Regions from separate parts of the Homo sapiens genome. Here region 1 is linked to region 2. A link is a loop called in an ENCODE intact Hi-C map of the cell type or tissue named here. Cell type or tissue: heart left ventricle. All regions are shown on one strand.

Evidence for each region. Peaks named below come from ENCODE experiments on the same cell type or tissue, not always from the same donor. Only the 100,000 strongest peaks of a DNase experiment are listed, where the experiment ranks them.
Region 1: it touches region 2 in a loop (2.6-fold over the local background); 8 of 110 quality-filtered maps call a loop at or near these places.

Annotation. Positions count from the first base shown.
Region 1 is chr4:8,142,286-8,150,285 of GRCh38, reverse strand. All of the region lies in intron 1 of ABLIM2 (actin binding LIM protein family member 2), which reads left to right. Among named protein-coding and RNA genes, the nearest start is that of ABLIM2, 13 kb to the left of the region's middle. RefSeq lists an enhancer at 1-135. In heart left ventricle, no CTCF peak of the experiment used is centred here; a DNase peak (open chromatin) is centred at 4,382; H3K27ac peaks cover 4,149 bases.
Region 2 is chr4:8,046,596-8,054,595 of GRCh38, reverse strand. It overlaps ABLIM2 (actin binding LIM protein family member 2), which reads left to right. Exons shown (of 21, transcript NM_001130083.2): 8 at 350-408. Among named protein-coding and RNA genes, the nearest start is that of MIR95, 45 kb to the right of the region's middle. RefSeq lists an enhancer at 4,751-5,362. In heart left ventricle, no CTCF peak of the experiment used is centred here; a DNase peak (open chromatin) is centred at 3,745; H3K27ac peaks cover 1,626 bases.

The DNA.
Region 1 (8,000 bases), 96 kb before region 2:
CATAAGACAGCCTGGCCTGTCTCTCTGACCCTCTGCTTCTGCAGACCTCAGTGTCCCCGGGATCGCACATGGAAAATGACATCAGTTGATGCTGCAGCTGGACACGAAGTGCCCAGAAGGAAGAATTCCAAGGAGCATCCAGACCTTCAACCTGGCAGCCTAGTTTCAAATGCCCTCATGATGTTCCAACCCCTTTGCCCCACAACTCTCTCCATTTAGGCTCCCTGAGTAGGTGCAGTGGGAACTTGGGTGCAGGTGGTTTACCTAGGAGGTGACCCCAGGAAGCACGAGGGAGGTGTGAGGAGGGTAAGGGGGGAAGGGAGGGGAAGCCAGGAGGGGGCATTTGGATGGGGGCCACCACTCTGGCAAGTGGGGACTCAGTCCCACTGGGAGCCTCTGAATCGTCCCACAGAGGGACCGGCTGTGTGGGGTCTTACTCCATAGGCCCCGTCCTGTCTGGGCGCAGGGCCAGTCCTGAGTGTGAGGTGCTGGGGAAGTCTCAGCCTAGGTCCGGGCCTTCTCTGTGTCCAGCAGTCAACAGCCTCCCAAGGGCTCAGAGCTCTTCCAGAATGTCCCTTCTGTCCCTCCACGACTATTTATTAAGCACCTACTATGTGCTGTCTTTGCCCTGATCCCCCAACAGCCTTGCATTCTTCCTGCCGCCTTCTGCCTGCCCCCGCTCCCCTGGAGTCCCTCCTCCTCTCCCTTTCAAGGCTCTGCCGGACTCCAGGGCCTCTGTGAAGCTTTCTTCCCATCTCTAGGCCCTCTGCTTCCCTCCTTCCTCTGAACCTGTGGACACAGACCAAGCTGGGGTTTCCTGTGGAGATTTGTGCCTGCTCCTGCCTGCTCTGCAGCCTGGAGCTGGGACCTGCCCTCTCTGAAATACCTCCTCTTGGATGGTGTTGGGGGGCTGAACAGTGGACTCAAAGGTGCCCATGTCCTAATCCCAGGCCCTGTGACTATGTGACCTCATGCGGCAAAATGACTGTTCATATGCGACTATGTGAAGGATTTTGCCACAGGGAGACTGCTCTGGATTTCAGGGGGCCTGAGGCTTCTCGCTAACGGGAGGCAGGAGGCAGCAGAGAGGAGAGAGAAGTCTCCACGCCTGGCTCTGAGGATGAAGGGAGGGGCCCCACACCAAGAAACTCGGGTGCCCCTAGAAGCTGGAAGAGGCACGGAAGTGGATCTCCCCCGGAGCCTCCAGATGGCCCCAGCCCTACAGACCCCTTCACACTCTGGCTGGATCTGCCCTGGTATCTGGGGACCCCAGATCTCAGCGTGGCCTGACTCTCCGTAGTGTCTGGGGACCCTGGGCCTTGGCACAGCTGGACTCTCCCTGGTGCCTCCAGATCCCGGGTCCTGGCGTGGCCTGATCTCCCGGGTGCCTGCGGAGCCCAGGTTTCTTGGTACATCAGCAGCTCTGGGAGGAGATAGGGGTGGTCTCATGGAGAGGTGGGGGTCCAGGAACCAGCCCAGGCCATGTACCCCCTGAGCCTTGGCCTCCTCATCTCTGTTGGGGTTGGGCTTGTCCTAGAGGATCTTTCCGACTCTGAGTTCCTGTGTGGTTTGGGGCAATGGACACCTTGGGATGTAGCATTTGCTTCCAGGCAAGCAGGACTCTGCTGTGCATGCCCACGGGGGAACGGCTTACGCGCTTCCCCAGTGTGGACCCAGCACCGCGATGTGCTTTCACCCTATAATCCTTACATCAGAGCTCCTTGCTCGGGACTACCAGTATTCCCACTTCACAGGTGAGCAAACGGAGGCCCAGGGAATTAGGTAACTCTCCCGAGGTGATTCGGCTGAGAAGCACCGTGCCAGCTGCAGAACCCGCACTCCTAACTGTGGTGCGCCATGGCCCCCCCGCGTCCTGAGCGGCTCCCTCACCTCCTGTGGGCCCTGCTTCACTGTAGGCCCAGAGCCCCCTCTGGAATCCAGTGGGGAGGCCTCCGCAGGCCCACAGTGCTGCTTAGGTCACCTGCAGCTGCAGCCCTCTCATCCACCAGCTCATCCTCTCCCCTCCAGACACACTGGGCCCTTCAGAACCTGCCTGGCCCAGGGCCCCCACAGGAGAGCTTCTGCTGCACCGCCGCCACGTCTTCCTTTTCTCCCTCTGCCCCTGCCTCCTGCCACTCCAAACCCCTTCTCTGCCGGGGAAGGTGCGCATGGTGGGCTTTGGTGAGGGGTTTCTCCCCCAGCAAGGTCGGGCCACTATCCCTTGTTGCCTGCCCACCTGGGCCTCAGGGAACCACACCAGAGTTTGGGGTTGGTCTGCAGCTGGGCCCTGACTCGTGCCCCTTCTTCTGGGATATTGGGCCTAGGGCTGACTTCGTGATTAAAGGGCGATTCACCCATTAAAGAAAGGGTTTTGTGCAGGTCCGTGCCTCGCTCAGGGAAGATGGCACAACCAGAGTGCTGGGCAAAGGCCACCTGTGAGTGTCTAGGGGCTGCGGTCACCAGTGACCACAAGCTGGGAGGCTTAAAGCAAGAGAAGGCATTTCCTCCCAGCTCTGGAGGCCAGCAGTTCAATGTCAGTGTCCGAGGCTAAACGGCGCTGGCAGCTCCCTCGGGGGCTCAGGGGAGGCTCAGTCCTCACCCCTGCAGCTTTGGTGGCTGCCAGATTCTGAGGTTTGTGGCCACGTTGCTCCAATCTTCAAGGCAGAGTCTTCAAACCTCCCTCAGCTCCATCTTCATGCTACTTCTCCCCTGTGTGTGTCGTCTCCCGCTCCCTCCTCCCCATAAGGACTCTTGAGATTGCACTCAGAGCCCGCCCATAGCATCCAGAATCATCTCCCAGTCTCTAGACGCTTTATGTAAATCACATCTGCAAAGACCCCTCCCCTTTTAACCATATATGTCACAGGTTTTAGCGATTAGATGGGGATATCTTCTGGGGGAGGCATTACTCAGCCGGGCACAGGTAGTCTCTTGGTGCATCCTGTTTACCGGGTCAATACCTTTTCTTCTCCCTGTGGAGTCTCTAGGATGGATGAGAGAGTGAGAATGACTTCTCATAGGATAAAAAAAATGTTACTCGCTAAATTTAAACGTCCCGGGAGTTAGATCCTGTCACAGACTGTGGATAAGAATATGAATTGGTCTAATCTTTTGAGGAGCAGTTAGGTGAAATGTATGGAGACTTAAATACATTCATGCCTTTTGATGGAATAATGCGACTTCTGGGAATCTCTTCTGAAGAAAGCCTCTGAAACACAGACATGAATTTCAGAAATAAAAAGCCGTTGATTGCAGGGGTTACATGCTCTGCAACGTAAATGTCCAACCGCAGAACACTGGCTAAGGAAATTCCTGTCCATCTATGGCAGCATTTATCAAACTTCTAGGGCCTCAGGGTTCAATTACTGAGGACCCCAGAGAGCTTTTGCTTATGTGCATTATATTTCTTGATATTTATTGTATTCGAAATTAAAACAATTTAAAAAAACATTTGTTGACTGGGCATGGTGGCTCACACCTGTAATCCCAGCGCTTTGGGAGGCCAAGGTGGACAGATCACTTCAGCTCAGGAGTTCAAGGCCAGCCTGGGCAACATAGTGAGATCCCGCCTCTACAAAAAATAAAAAAATTAGCTGGGCATGTGCCTAGTCCCAGCTACTCTGGAGGCTGAGGCAGGAGGATCGCTTGAGCCTGGGAGGTTGAGGCTGCAGTGAGCCATGATTGCACCACTGCACTCCAGCCTGGGTGGCACGGTGAGACCCTGTCTCCAAAAATATATATAAATAAATGAAAATTGAAAAATAAAAAATGTGTTAAACCGCAAAAGGACAATGACTGCTCTGCACGCTAACATAAGAGCATTTTTAGCGAGCCGAGGCACTGCTTTACAGCTTTGCAAATCTCATTAATATCTGACTTTGTAGGTGACGGCTGGATTCTGACGTCTGCCCTGTGTTAAATCAGTTGTGACGTCACATGTCATGCGGCCTCTGCAAAACTCCATTGTACACTCAGGACAGACTGAGAGTGAAAAGGGAAACCATATCTTCGTGTTGTTATTGAAAGGATTTTGACCACCAAACCCTGTGTGAGGTCCTGAGGACTGCCCTAGACCATACTTTGACAGCTGCTGATAAAAGATGGAATATTGTGCATTAAAAATATTATGAAGCATGAATAAAGTCTATGTGAAGGCTGGTGGTAGACGAAGAATACAGGACGCATCATTTCTTACAGTCTGCAAAAGATGCAGAAAAACATCTCAGAAAAAAAATGTGCTAGGATCATGGGCAATTTTCCTTTGTTCCTAATGCTTTGCTGTTCTATGTTTTCACTGCTGATCCATTTTAAGGACATGCTAGTGGCGGGTTTGCTCAATTCTAGTTCTCAAGGACACTCCATTAGGAAGCAGCTGTCAGCCTCCCCGGCGGCTGGCCAGGTCCTCTTGCTCTGAGATACTCTATTTTGAGAGGTGGACTTTCACTGTTGAGCTAGGGCTGTGAGCGGTATTGACATGTTACAAGCACAGGGATCTCGTGTGTGTGTGTGTGTGTGTGTGTGTGTGTGTGTGTGTGTGTGTATGAGTGTGTAGTCTGGGGATAATTTAGTCTACGGTTATAAAAGAGAGGGAGTTCTGCTCTGGAGCAAAATCCATGGTTGCCAATGAGAAATTAGGAGCTGGCCTGAGATTTCATGTCCTCAGCTGGAATGCTAGCACCCAGCAGGGCTCCAGCAGAGAGCTAAATATATCCTGGGTGTGCTGGCAACCTCAGGAACCCCCGGCGCTCACCAGAGTGGGATCCAAAGGGAGTGATTGATTTGTCTAATGAAAATCAATACCTGGCCGGGCGCGGTAGCTCATGCCTGTAATCCCAGCACTTTGGGAAGCCGAGGTGGGCAGATCACCTGAGGTCAGGAGTTCAAGATCAGCCTGGCCAACATGGAGAAACCCCGCCTCTACTAAAAATACAAAAATTAGCTGGGCGTGGTGGTGTGTGCCTGTAATCCCAGCTACTCAGGAGGCTGAAGCAGGAGAATTGCTTGAATCTGGGAGGCGAAGATTGCAGTGAGCTGAGATCATGCCACTGCACTCCAGCCTGGGCGACAGAGCGAGACTCTGTCTGGAAAAAAAAAAAAAATCAATACCTGCCATTTACAGAGCACCTAGCAACACTGGGCACAGGAGCGAGGCTGTAGATTGATCTCCGACACCACAAAGCCCTGTGGGGTGATGTCACTGCTCCCAGTTGGCAGATGAGGGTGCTTGGATAAGACAGGAGGCACGACCCGCCCCAGGTCACACGGCTGGTAAAGATGGGAGGTGGGCTTCCCACTGGCATGCCTGCCTCTCAGAACACCCACTCAGTGCTGCCGCCTCCCCAGAGCGTGTCTCCCCACGGGTTCTTTCAAATTCTCAGGCCAATAGGGAACAAAGAGTTCTGCGCCTGATAAAAAACATCCCTTTTGCGGATGGTGCATTTTTATGCTTTCCAAAGAGCTCACGCTTCTTGATAAAAGGGTGCCCGGTGGCTGGTAGAGAACAGCAGCATAGCGGGGGTCATAACACTGGCTGAGTGTGGGCCGCGTCACCTCTGTGAGTCCTCTTCACACCAGGTGGTGGGGTGGGGAGCTGTGACTCCCCATTTTACAGGCGGGGACATAGAGGCAAAGTGACATGGAGAAGCCTGCCCCGCGTCACCCGCTGGGCTGGCACTGGAGCTCAGGCTGTGTCCTTCCAGACCCTGTGCTCAGCTGAATGGCGCCCTCCCTCCCTCCCTCCATAATCTGCATTAAATGTGGGTCAGCTTCCTGCGAGGCTTTCACAAGCCTTCTCGCAGCTCAGCGCGGGAGTCATTTTATGTGCTGTCTGCGTATTTGTGATTCTCCTCCACGCCTTGCCTTTCAAATAGAACAAGTCCCCCAGCGGCGGCCCTGGGGCATAAGGGGCAGTGTCATCACTGCCATAGGGGGTGGATGCGGATTCTGGAAGGGACTTAGAAACTGTCTCTCTCTCTTCTTCCTTAAAATGTGACCCACAGCCTCCTAGGAGGTTGACAACTTAGAAAGAGTATTTTGCTGGAAATTGGGATTTTACCAGGAATTTCTGGCCGAGCACCAGGGGCTGCTTCCCCGCTGAGGCTCTGCTGGGTGCTTTGATCCCTTCCCTTTCCCCAACTCTGCCAGGCACCCCTGTGGCCCAGCAGGAGATGCCAGCAGGACTTTGCTCTGGACTTGGGAGGAAGAGGACCATCAGGCTACAGCCGGCCCCTCCTTGGCATTGACCTGGGAAGTCCCCAAGGGGCAGCTTTCAGGGTGGGGGCTGGTGGTTTCTCCCAGGACCTAAGTCCTCCCCTCCGAGCGCCAGTTTCCTCGGTGAGGACCTGCCGCTCCCCGAGGAGACCAACACCAGGAAGGATGCCCCTCACAGAAGACCCCCCAGCCTGCTGCAAAGGCCTGGCCCCACCCCAGGGCTGACAGGCAGCCGTGTCCTCTAACATGCAGCCAAGCAGCATCCACAGGCTTGGCAGGGAGGCTAGAGGTGGTATGTTCCCTGGAGCATGTCGATCCTCTTGCTGGGCACTGGAGGCAGTTCTTCCCTCCAGGAGCACCCAGCCAACAAAGAAGGCATGCAGTAAGCGATGACACTCCATGAGAAAGCACTTCTCAGGGAGGCAGGCTGTGGGGCCAGAGAGAAAGTGAACCTGGCCTGAGAGAGAAATCCTGGCAGGCTTCCTGAAGGAGGTGACATCCAACCAAGTAGGAGTTAGCCAGACAAAGCAGTGGGAGAAGGGCACCTGACAGCAGGGACAGCTAGTGCAGAGCCCCCGAGATGGGAGGGAGAGTATGTGTTTGAGGAATTTCATCCGTGCCCTGACCTTAGGCCCTGGGTAGGGTGCAGGGTGCAGGGCTCCACAGTGCTATCTGCCTTTTGTGCACCGTGGTCCTCCGGTACCTCCCATAGCACCTGGCTGGTAGTACGTGCTCAGTGACAGTGTAGGGAACCCAGCCTTGGGGGCCTGGGAGTCAGTGTCTGAAGGAAGCTCCTTCCTTAGAGGGGTGGAGACCGCTGACAGTACAACAGGCAGATGCCTGGGCCTCAGCCTGGGACGCTGTGATAGAGCTGGGCAGGCCCCAGGAGATGCATTTGCAGACGCCCCCCCCCCCCACTCTCGCCCCCGCTCCCAGTATGGGCACTGTTGACACTGACACCCTTTTCAAGACGTTTAGCCATGAAGGAAGGGGAGAAGAAGGACAAGAGCCGGTATTGCCAGGGTCAAGGGAGGACTGGGGCCTTTGCAGATGGGAAGAGGGGGCCTGCAGAGGGGAGGGAAGCTGGCTGAGAGTGTTCAGGGAACAGGTCCCAAGGCCACGTCCCTGTGCCTCCTCTCTCATTCACTGAGCTATCTTCCTCGCCCTCCCACCTTCCCCAGACCTGAGGTTCCTCAAGGGCCGGGCCAGGCTGATGTTCTCATTGAGGGCTCGTTGACCAGAAAGGGATGGTGTTGTCCTTGGGGAGGGCAGGGTCCAGAGAGGGGACAATTGGTGCTGCACAATTGCAGGAAGTGGCACCTTTGTCCAACCGTGCAGGGGAAGAGTGAGGGCCATCAAGGGCAAGGCCGCTGATTCAGGAGCCCTGGTCCCCCTCTGTGCCCACCTCGTGGCTGCGAGCACACATCAAGGATGCCAGCGCCCACCATGCACCATTCAGCAGCTGACCCCAGTGAGCCCATGCAGCACACCCACAGCCCTTGTCATAATTTCACTCAAGAGCAGCAGAGGGCTGGGGTGGGCACTTGTTTTGAGGCTTAGCAGCATCTTGTTCAAGCTAGTGGCTCTTTAACTCCTGGGCCAGGGAGGGCAATGGGGAAGCCGGGTGACCAGGACATGTGCCCTCTGTGCCCGAAGGTGGAGAGTCATCGTAATGCAGTCTGCCAGTGCACCCCCTGGGCTGCACCTCGGTGCTGGCCCCAGGGGTGATGTTGGGGCAGTGAGGTGAGGCAGAGTCCATGCCCTCGGGCAGTGCGGGCAGCAGGAGAGAC
Region 2 (8,000 bases):
CCTTCAAATACCCCCTCCTCAGAGAAGAATCTTCCAGCTGCCCCCCAGGTTCCTCAAGACCCTATGCCTCCTCCTGTGGGAGCAGTTAGTGCACAGCAGCCATTTCCCTGTTTGTTTGCTGCCTCCGTCCCACAACTGGGCTGTGAGCCCCTGAGGGGCGGGGACTGTGATCTGGGTACCCCCTGCCCGGCACTAACTCCAGCACAGAGAGGATGCTCAGGGCCGCTTGGAGGGTGGAGTCCGAGTGCACGTCTGTGCATGGACCAGCTCCCTCCTCTGCGTTTCCACACAGGCCCCTGCAACATGGGAAATAACTCTAATCATTTCCCTCTTGGGAATTTGTCAACAGGTTCCTCCATCTGGCATCCGGCGTGTCGACAAGCAGCCAGAACTGAAGACAGAAACAAGGTTGGTGGCATTCACTGGTGTCTCTGATGTACCCTTCACTGCTCCTGCACCATCTTTGTACAGTTAAGAGGACACTGACCAGATTCTACAGGCTCATTGTCCAGTCCCACGGGCTGCAGGATGGGGGCAGCCAGGCTTAGGAGGTGGGGAGGGTAAACAAGTAGACTGGTGAGCAATAATACAGATGGAACAAGGGCATCTTTGTTTTCTGTTGATATCACAGAATACCACAGGCAAGGTAATCTACGTAAAAAGAAGTTAATTCAGCTCATGGTTCTGGAGGTGGGGAAATCCAGGAGCAGGGTGCGGCATCTGATGAGAGCCGTCCCGTGGCAGGACGGGGAGAGAAGGCGGGAACTCATGAACAAAGAGGAAAAAGGGGCCAAACTCCCGAGATAACTAACCCACTCCCACAGTAATGGCATCAGTCCATTCAGGAAGGCAGAGCCCTCATGAACAGTCACTTCCCAAACGCCCCACCTCCAACACTGTCACAAAGGACACCAAGTTTCCAACACACAAATTTTGGAGTGTACATAGCAAAGAGGCATCTAAGAGCCTTTGTGGACTGGCCTGCTGAGCTTTTCTCTCATTTGGTGAACTCCAATGGCTGTGAAAATTTGAGAACAACTACAGTGTTAGGGGGCCCAAACAGTCCCCAAGACCCCCCTCATGTCTGTGAACCCCGAAAATCCCAGACAGGTCTCAGTTAATTTAGAAAGTTTATTTTGCCAAGATTAAGGATGTGCACCCGTGACACAGCCTCAGGAGGTCCTGGTGATATGTGTGCAAGGTGGTCAGAGCACAGTTTGGTTTTATACATTTTAGGCAGACATGAGACATCAATCAACATATGCAAGATGAACATTGGTTCAGTCTGGAAAGGCGGGAAAACTTGAAGCAAAGGCAGGATGACTCAAAGCGTGGAGGGGGCTTCCAGGTCATGGGTAGATAGGAGACAAGTGATTGCATTCTTTTGAGTTCTGAAAGGAGGCAATCAGATCTGCACTTATCTCAGTGAGCAGAGGGGTGACTTTGAATAGAATGGGAGGCAGGTTGGCCCCAAGCAGTTTCCAGCTGGACTTTTCCCTTTAGCTTAGTGATTTGGGGCAGTCCCCATCTGGCTGGTGGTCTGTGACCCAAGGGTGGTCTATGGCCCCATCTGGCTGGTGGTCCAGGACCTGAGGACACCCCTAAGGCCCACAGGCCAGGCCATGTCCTCATCCTGCTGCGGATCTCAGCAACCCCTGGCCTCCCACTTACTCTCGAATGTGGGGTATCCCGTAGACCTCATCCATTCCACCAAGCAGGCTACCTTGGGGGTCCTGAGTGACTCTGATGTCCTGTAGCGGCAAGTCTGGGCTCTTGTTTGAGCAGCTGTGCCTGCAGGGAACAAAGTGGGGCATTCAGAGTGTCTGATGGGGTTCAGGACAGCATTCCGATGCAGGCCCGTCTGAGCGAAGCTGCAGGATGCCCAGCATCTGGACCCTTCCTGGAAGGCCAGCTCCCCTGCTGGCCAGCAGAGCAGGCAGGGCTGGAGGCCTGCACGGGGGCAGGCAGGGGCCCTGGCTTCCCACCTGTGTCCCTGATGCTCTCCTAGCAGCTCTGCTTTTGGCAGGGGAGGGGGTCCCAGGGGAAGTCTGCCCTTTTCTGCCTTCCACAGTGGCAGAAGAGTCACGCGATGAAATCCCGCTGTGAGCTTGGCCAGGATCGCAGCAGCTAGCTGGCACATTGTGAATTTTGTTGTCCTCTCAAATAGCTGCTGCAGTCCATGATTCATTCTACAAGCTACCCTGAGGCTGCGCTGGGTCTCAGGGATGAGCAAGGCAGCAGCCCTTCCCTCAGCAAGCCACAGTGTGTGACTCCGAAGTGACCACAGGGCCCGCACCATTTGTGAGATCCTTCCATGCCCACCAAAGGCCTGTGGAAGGGACCTGAGTGAGGGAGCCTCTCACGCCAAGGCCACCAGACCACACTGTGGCTTGCATGTGTGCATGGGAACACCACCCTGTCTCCTGATGATGTGGCTCCGATGAGTGGAGAAACACCAGGGTCTTCATCTCTAGTAGAATTAGAAAAAACAACGCGGACACACGTGGTGTAGTCTTAAAGAGCGGAGAGTTTAATAGGCAAGAAAGAAGAAAGGCAGAAGGAAGAAGCTCCCTGGTAGAGAGAAAGAGGGAGGGGGGGCTCCAAAGCCAAGACAGGGAACCCCAAGTGGGGTGGATACCAGTCAGGTATATACACGGGCTCGAGGTGGCAGTGTCTGATTTGCATAGGGCTTAGGCGATTGGTTTGACCAGGCGTGTCATTCACATAGCCCATGGAAAAGCTGGCCCTCCCACCCTAGTCTTTTAATATGCAAATGCAGGGCGCCCTGATGTTCCACATACATGTGGATATGTGGGGGTGGCCATGGTGCCAGGGACATGTGGGGCAAGGGCAAGAAGGCCACAGGAATCGCCATGTTTGGGTGGACCCAGTTTCTAGTGGCCTGCATTTGCATATCAAACGGTGCCTGCCTGGTTCTAAGAGCTGCTTTGAAAACGAAAACTGCCCAAGGACCCCTTTTCCTTTCTATCTGCCTAAAATAATTTCTTTTCTTTTCTTTTTTTTTTTTTTTTTGAGATGGAATCTCGCTCTGTCTTCAGGCTGGAGTGCAGTGGCCAGTGGCGTGATCTCAGCTCACTGCAACCTCTGCTTCCCAGATTCAAGCTATTCTTCAGCCGCAGCCTCCCAAGTAGCTGGGACTACAGCCACGCACCACCACGTCCAGCTAATTTTTGTATTTTCTTTTTTTTTTAGTAGAGACAGGGTTTCATTATGTTGACCAGGATGGTCTCAATCTCTTGACCTCGGGATCCGCCCGCCTCGGCCTCCCAAAGTGCTGGGATTACAGGCGTGAGCTACCACGCCCGGCCCCTAAAATAATTTCTTAATAACTCCTACCACACTGAAACCGACCAGGGCTAGAAAAGGGAGCTCCGCGGCCACAGCCAGGTCCCCGCAAGGGCGGGGTGGGGGGTGGCTGGCGACAGCTCCCGGGTTCTGACCCCTACTGTGGAGCGGCCATGAGACCTGCAGGAGGCCTGACTGGCCAGGCGGCAGCAACAGCTTCACTGTCCCCACTGATGCCAGCCCGTGCTGACCTCCGGGTCACTGGCCTAGCGGGCAGGGGTCACTTAACCACCGGATGCTGCCAGCAGAGGAGGAAGGAGTCCTTGTGCTCGGGGGCCTGTGCAGGCGTCCTTGTTTCCTGGGCTCTGTTTGAAGTTGCTTTTGAAGCAGTTATTTTTAACAGAGGGCTAGTTGGCCTCTGGCCAACACAGGGAGGAGGCGGCGCAGGCTGAGAGCGGCTGGCCTCTTAGCGCCGAGTCCAGGGACTGGCGTGGCTCCCGGCCTAATGGTTCTCATACACATCTCGGTCCCCTTGGAGCTAACTGTCCGGAGGGCCTGGCGCTTCCTGGCCTGGGGGTGGGAGGGAGAGCCCTCCTGCTCTGTTTTGTTCCGTCAGGTGCAAGCCAGTTAAGGAGAGAATATGCAGAAGGCAGGCAGACCTGGCCGGCTCCCGGCAGCATCAACCTCACTTGTTTTTGGAAACCCGACACCCAGGTGGAAGTAGCTTCTCAGTGCTACCTGCTAGTCAAGAGGAGAAATGACTCCCGGTCCTAGCCCCTCTGTGCCAGCTCCTGGGGGACTCCAGGACCCTCACAGGAGCCAGTCCATCCCTGCCTCAGGGTTGCTCTTCAGCAAGAGGCCAACCCCTGAGCACCTGGCCCCAGGAAAGGTTGCAGTAGGGAGGAGGGAGCACTCACTATTCTCTGCAGCCTGGAAGGTGGCCCTGATCGCATGGCTGCCCCTTCTGCACCATGGGGATGGGAGCTCTCCCAGGACAAGGACCTGTCCACGGAAAGAGTGAAACTGTAAAATACTGGAAGAGATTCATTCTGAGTCAAATATGAGTGACCATGACACAGCCCTCATGTGACCCTGAGAACAGGCGCCCAAGGTGTTGGGGTGCAGCTTGATTTTATACATGTCAGGAAGACACGAGACATCAATCAGAATACATGTAAGATTGACATTGGTTTGGTCGAGAAAGTGGGACAACTCAAAGCAGGAGCTTCCAAGTTATAGGTAGATTTTAAAACATTCTGACTGGCCGTGCGCAGTGGCTCACACCTGTAATCCTAGCACCTTGGGAGGCTGAGGTTGGTGGATCATTTGAGGTCAGGAGTTCGAGACCAGCCTGGCCAACATGGTGAAACCCGCTCTCTACCAAAAATACAAAACTTAGCCAGGCATGGTGGCACTTGCCTGTAATCTCATCTATTCAGGTGGCTGAGGCACGAGAATCGCTTGAGACGGGAGGCAGAGGTTGCAGTGAGTCAAGATCATGGCACTGCACTCCAGCCTGGGCAACAGAGTGAGACCCTGTCTCAAAAAAAATAAAATAAAATGTTCTGATTGGCAGTTGGTTGAAAGAGTTAATATCTGTAGAAAGGAATGTCTCTGTGGAGTGTAAGGTTTTGTCATGCAAATGAAGCTGCCAGGTAGCAGGCTTCAGAGAGAATAGACTGTAAATGTTTCTCATCAGACTTAAGGTCTGCGTTGATGTTAAATGCTGGTGAGCTTTTCCTGAATTCCAAAGGGAGGCGGGCATAGTGAGGCATGTCTGACCCCCGCTTCCCATCATGGCCTGAACCAGTCTTTCAGGTTAACTTTGGCATGCCCTGGCCAAGTGGATAGAGTCCATTGAGATGGCTGGGGAGCCCCAGCATTTAATTTTTGGTTTACAGACAGCATGTCAGACGTCCCTGGCATCTGGCCAGGGTGCTCAGCGGAGGTGAGAAGGATGTGGTCCTAGCTGCCCTGTCCCCAGTGCAAATGCCCCCGCCTCAGGCGTTTGATCATATGGTCACTCAACACACAAGCCACGAAGCACCTACTGTGTGTGCTCTGGGATTGAGCACTGTGAACATAGAGGTGAATAAGACCTGAGGGGTCCCTGCCCACAAGGAGCCCCCTGTCTGGTGGGGGAGACAAACGTGGATGGGCAGCCTCCGATGTGCAGGATGCTCAGAGGCGCCGTGACCGAGAGGGGCCCGGGCCCAGCTGGCAGTGGTCACAGGCGGCTTCCTGGAGCTGCGGCTGATGGTCCAGTCTGGTTCTGGCTCTGGGTGGTGTGTCTGAGGAACCAGTGATCTTCAGGGGACTGAATGTGGGTTTCAGGACCTTGGGGTGAGAAGGGGGTGGCCCTGTGCCTGTGGGTAGCCCAAGGTAAGCCCCGAGAACGGTGAAGGTGGCCACAGGGACAGCTCAGCTCAGAGGGGTCCCTGCTCTGGCCAGGGGCTGGGTGACTTCAGTGGAGGGAGCCTGGACTGGCCGGGCTGGTCCTGTAGGTTGTGGGTTTCCAAGGTGGGTCTCCTTTGGAAAAGTTAAGACTGAGGCCTCAGTGGTGGCTACTGTGGGTGGGAGTCCAGGAGGAAGCTGGAGACTGTTGGGGCCATTGAGGAACGAGGAAACAGGCTTGTGGAGACCAAACGCGGGGCCGTTCCGGCTGAATGGGAGCGAGACGGTCCCGGCAATTCTCCACGGTGGCCAAGGGCGGTAGAGCGAGGCTTGGCATTGGAGTTCTGCTCTGCCTCCTCCCAGCTGTGTGACCTGGTGCAAGTCACTAGCCCTCTCTGAGCCTCAGCCCCTCAGCTTTCACATGGAGATGAGAGGGGTCAGACCATGTGACCGTAATGGCAGGCCTCCCCAGTGACTGTTGAAGGACAGCTGCCTCCCTGGGGCCAGGCAAAGCCGGTGGGGATTGGAGCCAGGTGAGCTCCCAGCCCTTCCATTTCTGTGGGTCTGAACAAGGCGCTTGTACTGGGGCCTGGGAGAACATATGGATATTGAGTTCCATTGCCAAGCACCTTTGTGCGATTGGAGTTGGGTAGGGAGAAAGTCAGAAAAAGCTCCAGCCTCCTCCCACTGGGGAAAATCAGGCCTACTCAGCTCCCTTCTGACTCATCCCCACCCATCGCAGAGCTGGGGACTGAGCCCAGAGAAGGGAATGAGGACAATGACCTGGCTGCCCCGCCTAGACCCCCTCAAACATGCAGAGAGCAAACCTGGCCCCTGGCCCCGTGCTGAAACCAGCCAACGCTCCCTCCCTCCCATATGTACCAAGGCACAGTTGGAGGCTGTGAAACATTCCTCGGGAGCCTGGGAGACTTTCCTGTGCTGCTGTTGGTGTGCTCGGCTTCAGAGAATCTTTCTTCTAAAACACCCAATGTTCATCTGCTTTGCAGAGGAGAGGGTTCTCTGTCAAGGTCATCTCCTGAGCCCACCTTGAGCTGAAATAATAGTGGGGAGAATTTTTCAGTGCTAAGCACCTCACGTGCCTCATCCCTGATCTAATCCTCAGAAACGGTAAGCCCGTTCAGGGAGCTGTTGCCGGGGGATGGACGAGGATGCTGAGACTCAAAGGGTGTTTCAATGTATTCATATAAAATGTATGCAGCCATCATTTTGGCCAGTAAAACATTCGACCTGGCCCAGGAACAGTGGGAACAGCAGATCCTATGTCACATACCTCAGAACTAGCTGTCTACTTTGCAAACAGCAGGTGGTATTGGGCCATCGTGGGCATGACTGAGGACCCAGCCCCTGCCAGCCTGCAGAAATCCGTGGTCCCAGGAGGCAGGCAGACCCCAGAGTTGATGCCCACCTGGTGTGTTGCACCAGGGCTGAGGGAAGCCCAAGGAAGCTGGGCAGGCCTCATAGAGGAGGAAGAGGAGGAGGAGGAGAAAGAGGAGGAGGAGGAGGAGGAGGAGGAGGAAGAGGCGGTGGCAGCGGCAGTTGCCAAGCTTAGGATATAAGGAGACACGGGGCATGGAGAGGACCTGGGCCGGTGGAGCGGAGGCGAGTGCAGAGGTGGCGGACAGGTGGTGGAGTGTCATGCCCACTCCCTCCTCTCCTTCCTTTCTAGATACAGAATCAAGTTTGCACTCAGGGTTGCCCAGGCGCCACCCACATGCCGCACAGGGTTGTCCTCCTGCTGCTGCACGTGGCCCCACATCCGGCGCTGATGTTGCCCATCCTCGCTGGTGTGCGCTGAGTGTAGGAGGTGCTGACTGTCACCCACGCCAGCCGCTGCACGATGCCCAGCCTGAGTCAGGCAGCTGGGGCTTCCCCGATAAAGGCACCCGGCCTGGGTGGCCTGCACAGCAGAAACCCACCTTCCCACAGCTCTGGAGCCCAAAAGGCCAAGATCACGGGGTTAGCTGGGGTGGTTTCTCCCTCGTTGGCTCGTAGATGCTGCCTTCTCCCTGTGCCTCCACATGGACTCCCTGTGTGTGTCTGTGTCCTGATCCCTGCTCGTAGAAACCCCAGGCATAACAGATTAGGGCCCATCCTAGTGACCTTTTAAAAACCCTGTCTCCAAATACAGCCACATTCTGAGGTCCTGGGGGTTAGGATTCAACCTACGAATGTGGACACAGATCAGCCCATCCACTGTGGTGCCTCCTGGGCTGCAGGCACCGCTGCATGGATGGGCCCCTGAAATGGGCAGGACAGAATTGTTGGGGGTGGCAAGAAAA